Linked DNA regions of Homo sapiens: all the other regions are linked to region 1. Evidence: chromatin contacts called from ENCODE Hi-C or POLR2A ChIA-PET data. All regions are on one chromosome and are shown on one strand. The core of a region is the stretch at or near the end of the contact, and the rest is flanking DNA. Distances in the headings are between cores, read along the strand shown.

Region 1 (3,062 bases), core at 30-2,529:
TCTCCCTTTTGCTTTCCCGGCATCCACCAAGAGCAGTACATAATTTAATTATTGAATCTACAAGCTGGACCATGAGATGAAGAATGATGTGTCTGCTGTAGTGAGAAATTAGATAGAACCAACTGTTTACTCTCATCATTCTTCCTCCGTTAGGCTAAATTAATATAGTTAACAAGCTTTTGTTTGGAATAGCAGTTCAAATCTGGGATGTGCAGATCAGAACTGGCGATTATTACAGTAGCTGTTATTTATGGAGTGCTGACAGTCCCCTCAAGTCCCATGAATGAAACAGAAAGGGGTTCTTCTGTCATTCTCTGTGCTAGAACCACTGTAAGGGGCTAGACGTCTGCACAGGGTAACGAAGTTCATGAAAACCAGATTAAGTTGCTTGGGGCATACGACTCCAGAAATGTCACTGATGGTCTTTCCTATTGCCCTGTTTTTCTCATCTTTGAAACAACTGCAACAAAATGTGCACTATATAAGTGGGCGAGCATTACCAGGAGGTAACATGCAGGTGGGGTGCCTGTGCGGTGATACGGGTCGAGCAGGGCGCGGCAGGCTTTAGCAAACACCTCAGGCCCTTCCGCACAATTTGAGCAGAAACTGAAAGCCTGTCAGGCGCAGCCAAATGCAAATCTAGCTTCGAGGCACTGAGCCTCGAGGCACAGCGCCCCCGCCGGACCCAGTTCCCTGCCCCATCCAGTGTGTGAAACTGTGACCCAGCCACCGGCCAAGGGTCCCCACGGGGACGCTGCGACACAGCGGGCTCACTCCAGAGACCCAAACCAGGTCTCCCCACCTCCCGCCCCGCCAGTTTCACGGCACTAGATTCTTGGGGTCGTCTTTTAATCACAATCTCCATAGCCGTGTCTCTAAGCAGTTGATGGAACACGGATGGTGGGGAAAACCTCACCACCGCCACCACCACCAAACCAAGCAGCCCCCGACGGTCGTGCAGTCAGGCCCGGGAGCGCCCAACTCGCGGCCACCCAGCGCCACGCGTGACCCGGGCAGCGGGGCGACCTCGGGGCGGTCTGGCACCCGGGAAGTAGTTTGTGCTCGGGCTCTGAACACCGCCGGCCGGACCGCGGGCTGCGTCACGGGGACCGGGAGGCGTACGGCGACGCGGAGCAGCGCCTTTGCGGCGTGCGACCCGCCCCCGCCGTCCCTCCCTCCCTCCCCTCAGGGCTTCGGGCCCCCGGGGCCAGCCGCCGTCCTGCGAACGCGCGGCGCCCGGGCCGCTGCCCCCTTCCGGCCCCGCGGCGGCCCCGCCTCCTCCCCCGACTTCCTTCCCTGAGCACGGCGGCGGCGGGGACGAGCACCGGCCTGCGCGCGGAGCCGGCACCGGATGGTGGGCGGGGGCCAGCCGTGCGGGTACGCGGCCCGCGCGCCCCTAGCCACCGCCGCGTGGCACCGTCCCGAGCGCGTGGCGCGGGGCGCTGGCTGCCGGGCGGGGGCCTGGGGCCGCGGACGCTGGGGGCGCCTCGGCCGCGCTCAGCCTTTAGATCGGAGAATGCGGGCGGGGTGGGGGCGCTCGGGGTCCCCGCAGTCACTCCAGGGTCGATTTCTCGGCGGGCGCCGCGGCCTGTGCGAGGCCGGGCCCCTTGGAGTGCCCCGGGAGGTGGTGCTGGGCGTCTGAACACCACATCCCTTCCTGCGCCCGTGTGTGGGTTGGGAATGCCGGGTGTAGGCCCTGGATCAGAGCTGACGGGGTTGCGAGCGGCGTGGGGTGTGCCTGGGACGGTGACCGGATGTGTCTTCCTGAATCGTTGTATTCGAGCTCCAGTTCTCTCTGTTTCTACAGCTGGGCCTCAGTCCTCACAGGGCTCTAGTGGGCGTTCAGCCACACCAGGAGAAGGCGCCCAGGGGATTAACAGGACCCTTCCCTCTCCTGCTCTTCCCTCGCCCCCCATGGCTCCCCCTCCCTCCTATTTAGTAGGTACTTCTCCAGCACCCCACAGCGATGATGGATGCTGGCCCTAAAGCCAGGTGGGAAACCAGGCTGATTCAGCACCTGTCTTTTCCTGTTAGGGGGGTTGCCAGGCCTCTCAGATGTGGGGCAGCGTAATCAGTGGGTGACCGTGGTTCCCAGCACCCACTCTCCACTGCATCCTTGTCTTAGGCACTGCCGCCCTGCACTGTAGCAGATGCCTAAATAAAGTGTGGAGCCTGAAGCAGAAGTTTTGGGAGATGCTTGCCTTCCTTTAGACCACATTCCTCGCCTTTCTCAAGATTTCTCCGTGGTACCCACCCCGTTTTTGTGTTGTCTTCCTTCCTTGCCCTTGTTTCATTCCTTTTGAAAGCGACCACTCCCCTGAAGTCCTAGGACCCCCTTCGTGGGCTCTCCCTGCCGTAGACAGTCTCTGCTTGCCCCTGGTAAACTACGTTCCAAAAACCTTGCTTTAGGAGTAGCACTTGACGTTTTTCATAGTTTCTTCTCATGTAATTCATTACTCGGAGTTGATAACTTCTGTCCCATCTGGATTATTGAGGAGAAAGGGAAGGGAAAAATTATCTGGTTAATATCAGAGTTGGGAAGGCTTCAGATGTTTTCTTTGAATCCGTCTGGCATGGATGATAATCCTGTGTGGTTTAGGTTAAGTTACCTAAGTTCTCTGAGTCTGTGTAAGATGGGATGGCACTGTCTACCTTAGCTAGGAGTAAGGCTTGAGTGACATGATGTGTATAAACTTTAACAATGTCTGGAATCTATAGATGATCAATAAATATTTCTTTTTTCCACCCTCCTCCTGTGCTGACTCCGCTTTGTAAGGGAGACAGGTAAAGGACACAACAATTTGTAGGCTGGCATAAAAAATCCTATGAGAAAGCAGTAAATAGATGAAATATTTGGGAACGTGAAGCTATAGGTTTCAAATTCAAACTTCTGAAATAGGAAATTTCTTAAGTTTTTACTTAAGACCAGAGACTGTTTAGGGCCCATGTGCTGTGATTTCTGATTGATAAATGTAGCTGAAGTTGCCCATGTTTAGAGATTTAAAGGTTCAGTGTGGTTGGGTTGAACTGGAAAACAGACTTACTAAAATGCTTCTCTCAAC
Region 2 (3,103 bases), core at 309-2,808, 7.0 Mb before region 1:
TATACTAAAAACCCCTGACTGTACAAAAGGGTGAATTTTATAATTATGAATTATATCTCAATAAAAAAATAAAAAACCAAGAGTGATTTGAAAAAAAGTTAATGTGCAAAGTGCCTACAACAATTTCTTGGCACATTGACAGTGCTATATGAGCATTAATTATGATTATTACGATGATCTTAAGACACCCGTGTCTGCATTTTCATTATAAAGTTTTCAGAAGATAACTCTCCTCTCCTCCCAGGAAATTCACAGAGTAAAAATCTCACATTCATTCAGGATAAACCTGCCATTTATTCTGGCATCTTCATGAGGCCAGACTCCTCGAGAGGGTTCTCAAGGCCAGTGGCTTCAACTCACTCCTTGATACTTTCTATCTCGCCTAAAAATATCAAAACCTCTGTTTATCACGGAGACCAGGAGGAAATACTCGACATTTGTATGTACCTCGGGCAAATCTGCCAGTTAAAAAAGAAGCGGGGATATGAGTGCACAGGTATTTTTTCCTAAAAAGCTAATAAATTACCATTACGACCTCCTCCTCACATTTGGCTCAATTTATTTTCTGCATATATGTTCTCTCATTTAATCCTCACAGTCTTCTAAAAGTATAAAAAACGTCTGAAAGTATAAATGTGTAAACGGAGGTTCAGATATTTGATCTCTTAATGAGTAAATGGAAGTTCAGACATATTAACCAATTTGCCACAAATTACAAAACTAGTAAATGACAAGAGTGCAGGTTCGAGCCCATATCCCTAAAGCCCATATACACCTCAACCACTGTGTGATTCATCCTGGTTTCACTGTACATATTAGATTAGAAAAAATTAATAAGTTTTCTAGAAAGAAAAGAGACAATGGAGAAAATAATAATCCCTAATAAAGGAAATTATCATGAACTACGAGATCAGACTAATGCAGACCCCCCAGGCAGAGGCCTGGAGAGATGCCTCAGGGGACCCAAACTCGTGGGTACGGGGTCACGGGTCACCTGCCCGTCTATCCTGTTTCCAGGGTCGTCCGCGCGGGAGGCTGCCCCTCTCTGCACAGACGCCGGGAACCGCGGCCCGGCCTCCGTCCAGCCCGGACAGGGGCCAGGGCGAAGCCTGGGAGGCCACAAAGCCGGCTCTCCGCGCCACGGCTTCCACCGGAGTTGCGGGGGTGGAGTGCGTCCGAAAAGAACGGAGGAGGCTCCCGCCCAAGCTGCAGGACCCACCTCTTCGTCTTGGTTCCCTTGAGCACGAGCTTGGTAGACTTCACGTAGGAGTACTCGGCCATGGCTCCGGGAAACTTCTGCGCGGAGAGGCTGAGGCCGGTTCTGGACGAGTATGTGAGTCGGGGCAGCACAGGGGCGCGGAGAAACAGAAGCGGACGCGAAATAAACACTCCCTGACAGCCTACGTCTCTGTAGAACCCGCCTCCGTCTTCACCCAAACGCTGAATGGCTCAGAGTTCCACTTCCGGGTTTCTGCCGGGGAGCTACGGCGGCCGCAGAGGGCCAAAAGGCATCCGCGCGCAGCTGCTCCCTGGCGCCCTCTCAAGGAGCCCCTGAGGATTCGCGCCTCCCGGAAGGGAGAAAAGCCCGCCCGAGGCGCGGTGCTGACGGTGGCTGGGCTGCCGGGTGCGCTGTGGAACCGCCTCCTGCTAGAGCAGCGGGCTGGCGACGGTCCTCGCCGGGGCGGGAAGCGGCTCAGGCTGCCCTCGCTGGCCTGCGGCGGCGCGGCTGGAAGCGCGGGCCACTCGTGCGTGGGTCACTCAGGACTGCGCCTCGCGCGACTGTGTGTGCAGGAAACAAGCAGGAAATACCCTAAAAGAGAATGAAGCGCCATGTTGAGGGTCGCGGACGTCGCGAGTGCTGTGGGAATGTGGGCTGAGGTGGAGAGTTATGGTAGCCCGTGTTACAGGCTCAGGGGTCTGAAAGAAGCCTAATCGTGGAGGCGGCATCTGAGGAGGGTCTTGAAGGCTGGGCAGGCATTTGCCCGACAGAGATGGAGGAAGCTAGTCCTGTCTGATGGAGGAAACAGGGCGGAGGCGTGGAGGGAGCCGTGCAGCGCTGGTGTGAGGAGCAGCGAGCAGGCCAGGCCTGTAAAGCAGAGTGAGGGAACCAGGATAGAGAAGGCAAGTCGGGGTCCTGTGGTCGCTGAAGAATTTGAATGAAATCAGTAAACAGGTGAGAGGGATCCATCGCAAGAGCATGGGATGAAAGGAGGAGTAGTCCACGGTGATTCCTCTGCAGCGGTGGGTGTTATTAATCGCGTATGTGACACCAAAACCACCCCACTCAAGCTGTGGCTCTTTCCCTAAAGTAGAAAACCGAGACCAGTTGGGTTCCAAGCATCCACGAAGATCTTATTAAATTCGTGATCCCTGGTGGCACCATGGAGTCAGGATTGGCTCATCTCAAACCTGACTCAGAAACAAAACCGTCACAATGTGCAGAGATGAGCGTCCTTACCGCTATCAACGTATTTTCTGGTGTTTTCACAGTGCTGCGCTTCCTAATCCCCATTCCATGGCAATCCACATGCCATGATGCCCGGAGTCATTAACAAAGGAGACACACAGGGGCTCCTCACGTTGGCTTTCCAGGGTTTTGATGAAAATCTGTTTCCTCGTCTCATACAATGTGGTTAGTAATAGTATCATTTAGGGTTGAAGAATTAAATGGTACGAGTTATATAGGGTGCTTATTATAACCTACATGGAAAATGCCTAGGATATGTTAGCTATGCTCATCACCAACATCGTTATATGATGGTAATAATCAGATAGTCAGGAAGCCTGACACCAAGAAAATGGATACATGCTCTGAAGGAATGAATGTGGAGAGATCAGAAGGTCAAGAACAAAGTCGTACAATATGTCTACAGTAAAGGGATAGAGAAAAGAAAGGCTATAAAAGAAGGAATGAAACAGAGTTAAATTATAGAAATCAAAGCTAAGGAGAATTTCCAGAAAGGGTAGTATCATTTAATATCATAGAAGTTTAGGAGCCCAAGATGGAAAAAAGGCCTCTGGGTAACTGACATTGAGGCAGTCTTTGGGGAAGCTCCATTTCCGATAGAGAAGTAGACTGAAAGTCAGCTTGAAGCAGGGACTA
Region 3 (2,996 bases), core at 483-2,982, 8.6 Mb after region 1:
TAAAGGGATTTAAAATTGGGATTATCACAGAATAAAATTACAGCTACTGCTCTACATTCTCACAAAGGGCTTTACTAAGTCTACTATAAAATTCAAAAGCCTTAAAAACAAGACATTAAAAGAAGCCAATCTATTACTTATGTACATTTTAACACCTTACTTTCATTAATGAAAAATACTTTTAAAAATTTAACATTTTCAACTTATAGCACTGATCAAAGGCAAACTAAGGAAAAAAGGAGATACCACTCAGCTTGCAGCATAGATTCAATAATAAAGAAGCTCTCAATATTCCTTTCTAGCTTCCTTCCTTGTCTACAAGTCAGATCTGCGCAATTGAACTTGTGGGAGAGGTTGTGAAAATAGTGTACTCTAGCAGTTTAGGATTTTCAACATCGCTCAATCTCATTGCTGTTAGAGGTCATTAAAACAATGCCTCCCAATAGAATGTCACTGGACCAGAGTGATTTTTGTTTAGAATGAAGCAACTACACTGACTCTAATAACAGTCAATGGCTAAGAGTTTGTGACATAGCACATAATGCTCGATATTATCTAAAAACACGTATCAAAAACAAAAAAGTAAAGATGAGAAAAACAGTTTATGAAACTGCAAAAGATATTAGGGAAATACTTCTCTAAGAGATAGGAGAAAGGTCTGAGAAAGGCAAAGCATCGAGAAAGCTGGGCGGGAGTGGGGAGGAGTAAGGGACAAGTAAAGAGTTCAACGGGACTGCTGTGTTCACACATAAAATTAAAAGGTCTGCAGATAATTCGGGAAAAAAACAGTCTAGCATGGCCATAATTCCAGAGTAAAAGAGAATAACAACTTCAAGATTAACTTGTTACAGTGAGGGAAAAATCTGTAGCCTTCAATAAAGGTGGAGAAATATTTGAAAAGCTGGGGAAATGCCAACAAGGAAAACACGAACTGCTGTCCTGTCTTCCTTATAGTCAGGAGCCGTTTGTATCCTCACCCCAGAGGATCCAATAGGAATCAGTAAGCCTATAACTTTCCAACCCTAAGTCACAACCTAATTCTGATAGGATGAGCTACCACGATACTTCCCACTTCGTTGTGACTAAAAGCATATACTAGTTGGGTATATAAGCAAGGCTCCCCTCCCGCCATTTGATTTAAAAGAATGAAAAGGCGGATCTGGTCATTCGTCTCCGCCCGGGGTCTCTGTAAGGACGGCGGAGAGAGGCGACCTCCGCCCAATACCAGGCGCAGCCTTGCCGTCTCCTCGGGGCTCACCAAGCAGCCACCAGCAAAGAAGCCGGTTTCAAAGGCCCAGCACGACAGGGAGAGGAAAACGGAGCATATGCAACCATACACAGTCACCAGAGTCCAGCCTCCCGCAACCAGTCGCTACAGCCAGGCGCCTGCGCCCAGAAGCGCTTCTCGCGCCGACCGTTTGTATTTGGAATTGTGGGTTCCTGCCCGCCACGCACCACCGCAAGACCTTCAAAGCTGGGAGCTTCTCTGTGCTCCAGGATTCCTCGCTGCCGATTCCACACCGCGTTCAAGACTCCTGTGAAGAGCGACTCCGCTGAGAGCCTCCTCAATGGCCAGTCCACTTCTAACTTGCAGCTGAGAAGTTTTTCTGATCTTGATGGTCAGAGTGGCTCGTGCTACGAAGTGAGAAACAAGGAATCTATAGCGAATCGTAAACAACAGAAATAAAAATGCGTCTCCGTTAAGAGTCGGAGCCTAACGTCACTTCCGGCAACAATAGGAAACGTCAAAATTGGGATAGTCGGCAGTTCTGGCCCCTGCAGCTGGAGGTACCCTGAGTTCTGAGGGTCGTAGTGCTGTTTCTGGTATTCTCATCGCGGTCACCTCTACCGGTGTGGACAAGTAAAGTTTGAATCAGCTTCTCCATGGCCTGGGCACCAGTTCCCGGCTGAGCCATTTTCCTTTTGGCTAAAAGTCCCCGCCCAGAGGCCAATTCGTCGCGGCGGCGGTGGAGATCGCAGGTCGCTCAGGTACAGGAGTCAACCTAGATATTTTAGATCTCTTGTCTCTTTTCCCTGTTCACCTTCACTTTTCTCGAAAATAAAGACAACCAGTGCTTGCCAGTTGGCCGAAACTGGCCGACCAGCAAGAGTTTGCGACCAATGACAGTGCGAAGCATCTTGAGTGACAGTAGTGGTGGCTCATTAAAGTGAGGAATCACTGTCAGGAGGCGGAACTGGGTGTGTTCCTTCTGTTTCTAGGCCATTGGGGTGTAGTTCGGTTTAGGACTCCAAGTAGTAACCCAGCGTCATTGTGAAATAAACCTGAGAAATGACAAGGGTTACTTTCTTCAGGTCCAAGTGTTGGTTTTCGGGTCGAGTGTTATTTTGGTTCCTAGACAGTTTTTGGTTCTTTACCACTTTCCAGTAATATGAATGCAAACACAAGTATAGTTAAGATCACGATGGATTGCTAGCTGCTACAGTAGTCAAACTTGGGTTATAAAACTTGTCAAACTTGTCTTTTATTTGTTTCTCAGCGACTGGGTTCTAATCTCTTACGTAGAAGGTTCTCAATATTTATTTGGCAAAATCACATAAATGGATCCCAATCCTCAGTCATTTAATTTTTTTAGTTTTATTTTTAGGTTCTGTATGAATTTACTAATAAAATAATTGATTCTACTTGTTTTACAAGTAAAATATTCATTTTCAAGGCTCCTAGGTGTATATCCACAAATGAATATATCATGATTTTTATTACGGTAAAGTGAAGACAATTTATGTTTTCTATTTCAGCTTTCCTCTTCCTTCTTTTAATGTTTGAAGTAATGTATTTCTGAGGTAGGAGCTCTACACACTTCTCAACTCTACCCTTCACGAAAATGATATGTGAAACAGAGTAGGTTTCAGAATAAAGAATGCATAAGTTTTATTATTTTTTTCATATTGGGTCAGAAATTCATCTTTAGCCAATTAACCTGACAATATGTCTGATGAGGTACTTCATTAGTTGTCTATTGCTGGGTAACAAATTA

Evidence for each region. A loop is a pair of places that touch in the nucleus more often than their neighbours do. ChIA-PET counts read pairs that join two places held with the same protein, here RNA polymerase II (POLR2A). Pooled maps may share reads with other maps.
Region 2: a pooled map shows a loop between it and region 1 (34-fold over the local background). The contact joins the promoter of FRG1-DT here to the promoter of DCTD in region 1. A Hi-C loop is called at or near these places in 2 of 37 single-sample maps with no recorded cell type and 10 of 50 pooled maps. POLR2A ChIA-PET finds 5 or more read pairs at or near these places in 1 of 52 experiments (activated B cell).
Region 3: a pooled map shows a loop between it and region 1 (11-fold over the local background). The contact joins the promoter of FBXO8 here to the promoter of DCTD in region 1. A Hi-C loop is called at or near these places in 2 of 50 pooled maps.

Annotation. Positions count from the first base shown.
Region 1 is chr4:182,915,603-182,918,664 of GRCh38, reverse strand. It overlaps DCTD (dCMP deaminase), which reads left to right and starts at 1,279. Exons shown (of 6, transcript NM_001921.3): 1 at 1,279-1,354. RefSeq lists a silencer at 938-1,647.
Region 2 is chr4:189,939,188-189,942,290 of GRCh38, reverse strand. FRG1-DT (FRG1 divergent transcript) reads left to right here and starts at 1,558. Exons shown (of 4, transcript NR_149039.1): 1 at 1,558-2,632. It overlaps FRG1 (FSHD region gene 1), which reads right to left and starts at 1,419. Exons shown (of 9, transcript NM_004477.3): 1 at 1,220-1,419. The coding sequence starts at 1,281. RefSeq lists an enhancer at 614-1,113.
Region 3 is chr4:174,282,403-174,285,398 of GRCh38, reverse strand. FBXO8 (F-box protein 8) reads left to right here and starts at 1,732. Exons shown (of 6, transcript NM_012180.3): 1 at 1,732-1,989. CEP44 (centrosomal protein 44) reads right to left here and starts at 1,488. Exons shown (of 12, transcript NM_001040157.3): 1 at 1,456-1,488. RefSeq lists a silencer at 1,256-1,523 and an enhancer at 1,288-1,537.